Regions from separate parts of the Homo sapiens genome. Here region 2 is linked to region 1. Evidence: read pairs that join two places in POLR2A ChIA-PET (ENCODE). Cell type or tissue: Panc1. All regions are shown on one strand.

Evidence for each region. ChIA-PET counts read pairs that join two places held together with the same protein. Peaks named below come from ENCODE experiments on the same cell type or tissue, not always from the same donor. Only the 100,000 strongest peaks of a DNase experiment are listed, where the experiment ranks them.
Region 2: POLR2A ChIA-PET joins it to region 1 with 10 read pairs; 5 of 35 experiments call an interaction of 5 or more read pairs at or near these places.

The regions. Positions count from the first base shown.
Region 1 is chr1:155,607,833-155,611,832 of GRCh38, reverse strand. MSTO1 (misato mitochondrial distribution and morphology regulator 1) reads right to left here and starts at 1,615. Exons shown (of 14, transcript NM_018116.4): 1 at 1,501-1,615; 2 at 1,273-1,408; 3 at 725-794; 4 at 542-617; 5 at 230-284; 6 at 6-144. The coding sequence starts at 1,584. It overlaps LOC105371452 (a long non-coding RNA gene), which reads left to right. Exons shown (of 2, transcript XR_922171.2): 2 at 1,941-2,224. RefSeq lists enhancers at 879-1,753, 1,754-2,628. In Panc1, no CTCF peak of the experiment used is centred here; a DNase peak (open chromatin) is centred at 1,772; H3K4me3 peaks cover 2,245 bases; H3K27ac peaks cover 1,170 bases.
Region 2 is chr1:155,343,093-155,347,092 of GRCh38, reverse strand. It overlaps ASH1L (ASH1 like histone lysine methyltransferase), which reads left to right. Exons shown (of 28, transcript NM_018489.3): 21 at 624-710; 22 at 2,820-2,910; 23 at 3,351-3,489; 24 at 3,607-3,779. MIR555 (microRNA 555) reads left to right here and starts at 648; the gene lies at 648-743. In Panc1, no CTCF peak of the experiment used is centred here; no DNase peak of the experiment used is centred here.

The DNA.
Region 1 (4,000 bases):
CATACCCATCGTGGTTGTACTTCTGAATCATACAGATGCTCCGGGGATGGAGATGGACTCTGAGGAAGTCTGACCAGACCCTGATGCTGGCCTCTGTAGGGATAAGTGGTTTTGGAGTTGTAGCGGTGGGGAGTGGTGAGGAACCTGAAGACAAGCAGAGGAAATGTACCTTTCTCCATGTTTCTGCTCTACCCAAGCCCCCATCCATCAGTATCTGGAGAAGTCTCACCTTTGCCATTGGGAATGGATTTGACCCTCCAGACACCATCACTACTCAGCACTCCCTGGGAGGGGTCAGAAAAATCGACATTTAGTTCCAGGCAGTTTAGAGGCAAAGGTTGCTTCGTCCTCCTTGAGTTGGCTGGCCACACCGCATAGCCTCCTTTCTGTTCACCGAGTCGCAGTCCTTAGGAAAAGGAGTGCTTTTTCCCAAAATATCATTCTAAGACACTTAAAATGATTAAAATCCCCGTTTACCTGCCCCTATGGAGACCCTCGGGTTGTGGCACCGGGTTAAAAAGTTCAGGACAGAGGCCCTCACCTCTGCACTCAGAAAGTCTTGGAGATAAGGGTTCTTGGGATAGAGTTCCTCTTTGTGTGTGGTGAGCTTCCCCTGCCTGAAAGAGTTTGGAGATTGATCAAAGAAACTGCACTCTGATCAGAGTTATCCAGCGTTCTGCGTACATACACGATCCCCACCCTTATCCATACATCAGTTACACACCATGCTATTGCAGCATCCAACTGTTTGTCCCTGTAGAGTCCACCTTCCTCTTTTAGGGAGCTCAAACTACCTGTACAGAAATAACAGAGACAATGTTAGGTCAAAGCCTGGGCACCCTTCCCCTCTAGCTAACCTTCCTCTGATCACCTGACAACCTGCTGTCACCATCTCTCCAGCACTTGGCTCTTCCAAGCTTTCTGGGATATACACTAGTTGGGGGAAAAACCTTGGCTTAGGAGAATCTAGATTCCATCTTTCGGTTCCCAGCTTAGTCATTAGCTGTGGGACGCGGGGGGAACCACATCCAGGGGTCTGACAGGAGTGCTGCAGTTCAAGTCCTCACTGTCTCCAGGGCCTAGCAGCCTATTCCCGAAATGGCTCTTGAGCAACTGTCGTGGGCCCCTCGAGTGTTGGCATGTTGTGCTCAGCTCCTCATCTCCGGTCCTGGAGCTCGGTAAGGTGGGAGGGTCTTGAAGATAACGGCAGCGCAAGGACTAGGCACGCGGAAGGGAAATAAGGGGCATCGGCTAACTCTGCCACCACCTCACCCTTCAGATCCATGAGGATGAGTCGCGGCGTGTAGGTCTCCTGGCCGTGCAGCGTCCGGCCCGTACGATACAGGACGTCGGGGCACAGCTCTCCCGGGGGCTCCTTGGAATCGGTCGCTCGGCCCAGCGCAGCATCCTGGGGAAGCAGAGAGGACGAGGCAGGCCGGCTGAACGTCGGGACTGTAGATCCCGAAGGGCTCCTCGGGGGCAGCTGCCGGCTGACCTCACCTGCTGGTTCCACCAGTGCGCGCCCACGAAACCGGCAAAATGTCCCAACTGCAGTGTGAGCACCTCCCGGGCCCCGCCCGCCATACTGCGCTGCTCCACGGGGCCGCCGCGCCTCAGCCGCGCCGCTCGCTGCTCCTAGCCGATTGGCTTGGCAGGCGCGTGGGCGGGTGTTATTCTCGGCTACTTATTGGCCCGCAAACACATCCTTTCCCATTGGAGAAACGATGCGCCGATCCCTTCCTACCTCTTCCTAGACGTGGCCCAGTCCGGCTTCTCTGTGGTTGCCTGTGAGGGGCGGGGCTCCACGGGCCACGCCGTTGCTCCTGCTCCACGTTGGAGCGGGGTGGGCGCCGTCTCCGCCGCTGACTTGGGGCCGCCAGGGCGCGGGCCGTGGAAGGCTCTGCTTCCTACTTGTCTTGAGGTCTTATCCCTTCTCACAGATCTCTCCGCTGGCTGATAGCTCCCCGGGCAAAAAGAAAACCTTGCCAGAAAAGCGGAAGCTCCCCTAAAGCCTCCCATGCCCCTTCATCTCTTCAGAAGTCACGTGGACCACGACTAATAACCTGTGGACTGGCTTAGCTATCATATCTCTATCATTTACACGTATTTATCTATCTCTGTGTATCTAACACCTTATGTAAAGAGAGTATGTATCTGTTGGCGTCTTTTGCTCAATATGGTTTATGTAATTCATATTTTTGCAAATATCTATAATTCATTTTCATCACTGCGGAATAGTCCATTGTATGAATACGCCACCACTGATCTATTCTAAAGAAAGAATAGGCTGGGCGCGGTGGTTCACGCCTGTAATCCCAGCACTTTGGGAGGCTGAGGCGGGCAGATCACGAGGTCAAGAGATCGAGACCATCCTGGCTAACACGGTGAAACCCCATCTCTACTAAAAATACAAAAAAAAATTAGCTGGGCGTGGTGGCGGGCGCCTGTAGTCCCAGCTACTCGGGAGGCTGAGGCAGGCGAATGGCGTGAACCCGGGAGGCGGAGCTTGCAGTGAGCCGAGATCACGCCAATGCACTCCATCCTGGGCGACAGAGCGAGACTCTGTCTCAAAAAAAAAAAAAAAAAAAATATATATATATATATATATATATATACTGCTGATAATAGCTTTTGGGATTGTTTCCAATTTTTGGGCTATTAGGTGCTATGATTAACATTCTTGTGTGTATTTAGAAACAAGGCAAGGGCCGGGTGCGGTAGTTTACGCCTGTAATCCCAACACTTTGGGAGGCCGAGGCAGGAGGATCAACTGAGGTCAGGAGGTTGAGACCAGCCTGGCTAACATGATGAAACCCCGGTCTCTACTAAAAATACAAAACATGTAGCCGGGCGTGGTGGCGGGCCCTTGTACTCCCAGCTGCTCAGGAGGCTGAGTCAGGGAATCATTTGAACCTGGGAGGTGGAAGTTGCAGTGAGCCGATATCACGCCACTGCACTCCAGCCTGGGAAACAAGAGCAAAACTCCTCTCTAAAAAATAAAAAATAAAAAAATAAAAATAAAAATAAAAAAGGCCGGGCGCCGCGGTTCAAGCCTGTAATCCCAGCACTTTGGGAGGCCGAGGCGGGTGGATCACGAGGTCAGGAGATCGAGACCATCCTGGCTAACACGGTGAAACCCCGTCTCTACTAAAAATACTAACAATTAGCCGGGCGTGGTGACGGGCGCGACCTGTAGTCCCAGCTACTTGGGAGGCGGAGGCAGGACAATGGCGTGAACCCGGGAGGCGGAGCTTGCGGTGAGCCGAGATCGCGCCACTGCACTCCACCTTGGGCAACAGAGCCAGACTCCATCTCAAAAAAAAAAAAAAAAAAAAAGAGATAAGGCAAATATTGGTTGGGCGCAGAGGCTCACGCCTGTATTCCCACGTTTTGGTGAGGCTGAGGCAGGAAGATCGCTTGAGTCCAGAAATTCGAGAATGTGAGGGTAGACTGGACAATGTAGTGAGACTCCCCCTCCCCCTATCCTCTCTATAAAAGAATTTTTCAAAAAATTAGCTAGGCAGCCCACATCTGTAGTCCTAACCAGAGGCTAGGGTGAGAGGATCGCTTCAGCGCAGGAATTAGAGGCTGCGGTGAACCATGATTGGAGCACTGCACTGCAGCCAGAGACAGAGGGAGACCCTGTCTCAAAATTTTAAAAAGTGACAAAATGTTAATTGAATCTAGGTGAAGATTATAGGTGTTCTTTTGCAGTACTCTCTGAGCATTCTTGTAGGTTTGAAATTTTTTCAAGAAATAAAGGTTAGATGCTCTTATCTCTTCTGAGCTCTTTGTATTTTCACATGTATTATATTTAGTTTTGTTTATTTATTTTGAGACTGTCTCACTCTCTTTGCCCTGGCTGGAGTGCAGTGGTGCAATCTCCCGGCTCACTGAAGCTTCAACCTCTTGGGCTGAAGCGATCCTCCCACCTCAGCCTCCCAAGTAGCTGCAATTACAGGCATAGGCCACTGCACCCGGCTAATTTTTGTATTTTTTG
Region 2 (4,000 bases), 260 kb after region 1:
CACTGTACACTTCTCACATAATCTGGATCAAGGAAAATGACAGTATTTCATATAGTGCTTTGCCTTTTGAATCATTAGTGATAATACACTCTATTAATTGAATCCTCTGATAGAGTGAAATATGTTAATACATGTAGGGCTCCTGATGAAGAAGTCAAAGCCTGGATTTGAGCCTTAGTGTCCCCACTAATATATGTGAATGCATAACTTTATGTGTAAAGTGGCTGTAAGTAACGCACAGGATTGTTGGGAGGCTAAAGTTAGACAGGAGTAAATAAAACATTTTGTAGCTGTATTCTGAAAGCAGAATAGCTGTAGCATTTACTTAAATTACTTAGTAATAGTTCAGTAGTCTATTTGTTTTCCTATTCTCTGTCCATCTCCCCATTTTATTTGCCCAGATCTATAGATTATGAGTCAATCGGTATACTTTTGCTTAGAACAGTCATTATTTTGTTTTCCTCCTATTTTACCATTTATCTCTAATTTATCATTCACCCAGTTATCCCTTAGTTCCTCTTTTACTTTACCCTGACCTATTGCTAATTTTTTATTCTGGGCTCCCAGGACACTCTCAATAAGTCATAGCCTCCATGTTCCCCAAACTGTATGTTTTTCTACAGGTATGGCAGCACTGTGATTGTATGGGAGTGAACTCAGATGTGGAGCACTACCTTTGTGAGCAGTGTGACCCAAGGCCTGTGGACAGGGTAAGCTGAACCTCTGATAAAACTCTGATCTATAAGTAGGAGAGGTAGCACATGGTATCTCACCTGTCCTGCTCCTGCTTTGCAGAATTTCCTTTAATAGGTTGTTCAGCCTCTCTGGGCCTTGGTTTCTTAAACTTTACATTAAGGGTCATAATTCTGTTCTTCCCTATTTCAGGAGTATGACCAAAGGGAAAATAAAATACTTAGAAATCTGTGGAAGGAATGGCACTATATAAAACTAAGGTTTTTGGCCGGGCACGGTCGCTCATGCCTGTAATCCTAGCACACTGGGAGGCTAAGGCGGATGGATTGCCTGAGCTCAGGAGTTCGAGACCAGCCTGGGCAACACGGTGAAACCCCATCTCTACTAAAATACAAAAAAAATTAGCCGGGCATGGAGGCGTGCACCTGAAGTCTCAGGTACTTGGGTGGCTGAGGCAAGAGAACTGCTAGAACCCGGGAGGCAGATGTTGCAGTAAGCCAAGATCATGCCAGTGCACTCCAGCCTGGGCGACAGAGCAAGACCCCATCTCTTAGAAAAAAAAAAAAAAAAAGGCCGGGTGCAGTGGATCATGAGGTCAGGAGTTTGAGACCAGCCTGGCCAAGATGGTGAAACCCTGTCTCTACTAAAAATTCAAAACTTAGCCAGGCACAGTGGCAGGTGCCTGTAATCCCAGCTACTCAGGAGTCTGAGGCAGGCAAATCACTTGAACCCAGGAGGCAGAGGTTGCAGTGAGCCAAGATCGCATCACTGCATTCTAGCCTGGGCAACAGAGCAAGACACTGTCTCAAAAAAAAAAAAAAAAAAAAAGCTGGGCATGGTGGCTCACACCTATAATCCCAGCACTTTGGGAGGCCGAGGCGGGCAGATCACAAGGTCAAGAGATAAAGACCATCCTCGGCCGGGCGCAGTGGCTCACGGCTGCAATCCCAGCATTTTGAGAGGCTAAGGCGGGTGGATCATGGGGTTAGGAGTTCAAGACCAGCCTGGCCAATATGGTGAAACCCCATCTCTACTAAAAACTGCAAAAAAAATTAGCCGGGTGCAGTGGCAGGCGCCTGTAATCCCATCTACTTGGGAGTCTGAGGCAGGGGAATCACTTGAACCTGGGCGGCAGAGGTTGCAATGAGCCAAGATCACGCCACTGCACTCTAGCCCGGGTGACGGAGTGAGACTCAGTCTCCAAAAAAAAAAAAAAAAAAAAAAAGACCATCCTGGCTAACATGGTGAAACCCCGTCTCTACTAAAAATACAAAAATTAGCTGGGCGTGGTGTTGCGTGCCTGTAGTCCCAGCTACTCGGGAGGCTAAGGCAGGAGAATTCACTTGAATCTGGAGGCGGAAGTTGCAGTGGGTCGAGATCGCACCACTGCACCCCAGCCTGCCAACAGAGCGAGACTCCATTTCAAAAAAAAACAAAACTGAGGTTTTTATAAACACTATCAGATGTCCATGAAAGGAATAGCTTACAAAATCCAGAACTTGGTACCCTTAACGTCATTTATGTTAGACAGTGGTTTAAGTGAAAAGAGCACTGGACTCAGAATCAGCAAAGGTTAGTGTTAGGCTCACTTCATAGGAGAGAGGGTAAGTGGCTTGCCTAAGTCATTAAGTGGGTTCTGTGCTTGGCTCTGCTATCTTTATATGTGTGATTTTGGGCAAGTCATTTTTAAAAAAAGAAGAGATTTAGGCAGTATTTCTTAACAATGTTGCTGTTGTCATGTTTAGGTGAATAGTTCTTGTTGTGAGGGATGCATTTCAGAATGTTTGGCTTCCTTGGACCCTGGGCATTAAATACCAGTAGCATACCCCAATCATTGTAATAATTAGTCTCCCTTCACACATTTTCATATGGCCCCTAGATTACGTAGAGCAACTACACAATTAGTGCTTCATAAAACATAGATTGAGATACTTAGCCTATCAGTTTTGTCCTCTACCTTCACTTTTCCAGGTTTAACAGCTCTAGTTGCTTTCATCTTTTTTGTATATCTGTGGTATATTGAAATGACTAAACAGTAAGTTTTGATTGAGAATTCTAGGTTGAGAAATAAGTAGGCTGAATGTAGTAATTCCAGCCCTTATACATTGGCTTTCTGCTCCTATCAGGAGGTTCCCATGATCCCTCGGCCCCACTATGCCCAACCTGGCTGTGTCTACTTCATCTGTTTGCTCCGAGATGACTTGCTGCTTCGTCAGGGTATGTATACAGGAGCTAATCCTACTTGTCAGAGGTGACCTTTCTGAATAGTAGGAAGTCTCTGCTGTCTCCATCATAGTCATTGTCTCCATACGGCCTCGAATAGCAATAGAATATAAGTTTTTATATCTGTAGTCCTTGTGCTTACATGCATCACCTCTCCACCAAATAATACTAATTTGAAATGATAGACATGTTACAAAGCTAATTTTAAGACTGGGAAAAACATATAGGAAGCTCAAGAAATGGAATGCCTCCCTTATATTATTGTCATAGTCTAGAATTGATTATCATCACTTAACACTGCTGCTTTTAGCTCTCTGTATTTATACTGTTTCAGATTATGAGTTCTATGTAGACCCTGAGTCAGATAAACAGATGCCTAACAGAATTCATACAAGAATTGTTTTATGTTTCTTCTGTGTTCTGGGTCTTCCTAGGTGACTGTGTGTATCTGATGAGGGATAGTCGGCGCACCCCTGATGGCCACCCGGTCCGTCAGTCCTATCGACTGTTATCTCACATTAACCGAGATAAACTTGACATCTTTCGCATTGAGAAGCTTTGGAAGAATGAAAAGTACGTGCTGAGGTCCTGTCCTTTTCTTCCAGCCGTGCTGTACCAGTGGAGCTGAATGTTCACTAGGATCTTGCTAATCAGCTAAACCTCTCCCTTCTCACTTTTCCATTGTTTTAGAGAGGAACGGTTTGCCTTTGGTCACCATTATTTCCGTCCCCACGAAACACACCACTCTCCATCCCGTCGGTTCTATCATAATGAACTATTTCGGGTGCCACTCTATGAGATCATTCCCTTGGAGGCTGTAGTGGGGACCTGCTGTGTGTTGGACCTTTATACGTATTGTAAAGGTAAGTGATCTGGGCTAGTTAAAAAATGACCTCGGCCAAGTGCAGTGGCTCACGCTGATAATCCCAGCGGTGTGGGAGGCCGAGGCAGGCAGATTGCTTAAGCCCAGGAGTGTGAGACCAGCCTGGCCAACGTGGCAAAACTCTGCCTCTGTAGCTGGGCATGGCAGTGTAGGCCTGTAGTCCCAACTACTGGGAGGATTGCTGAGCCTGGGAGGCAGAGG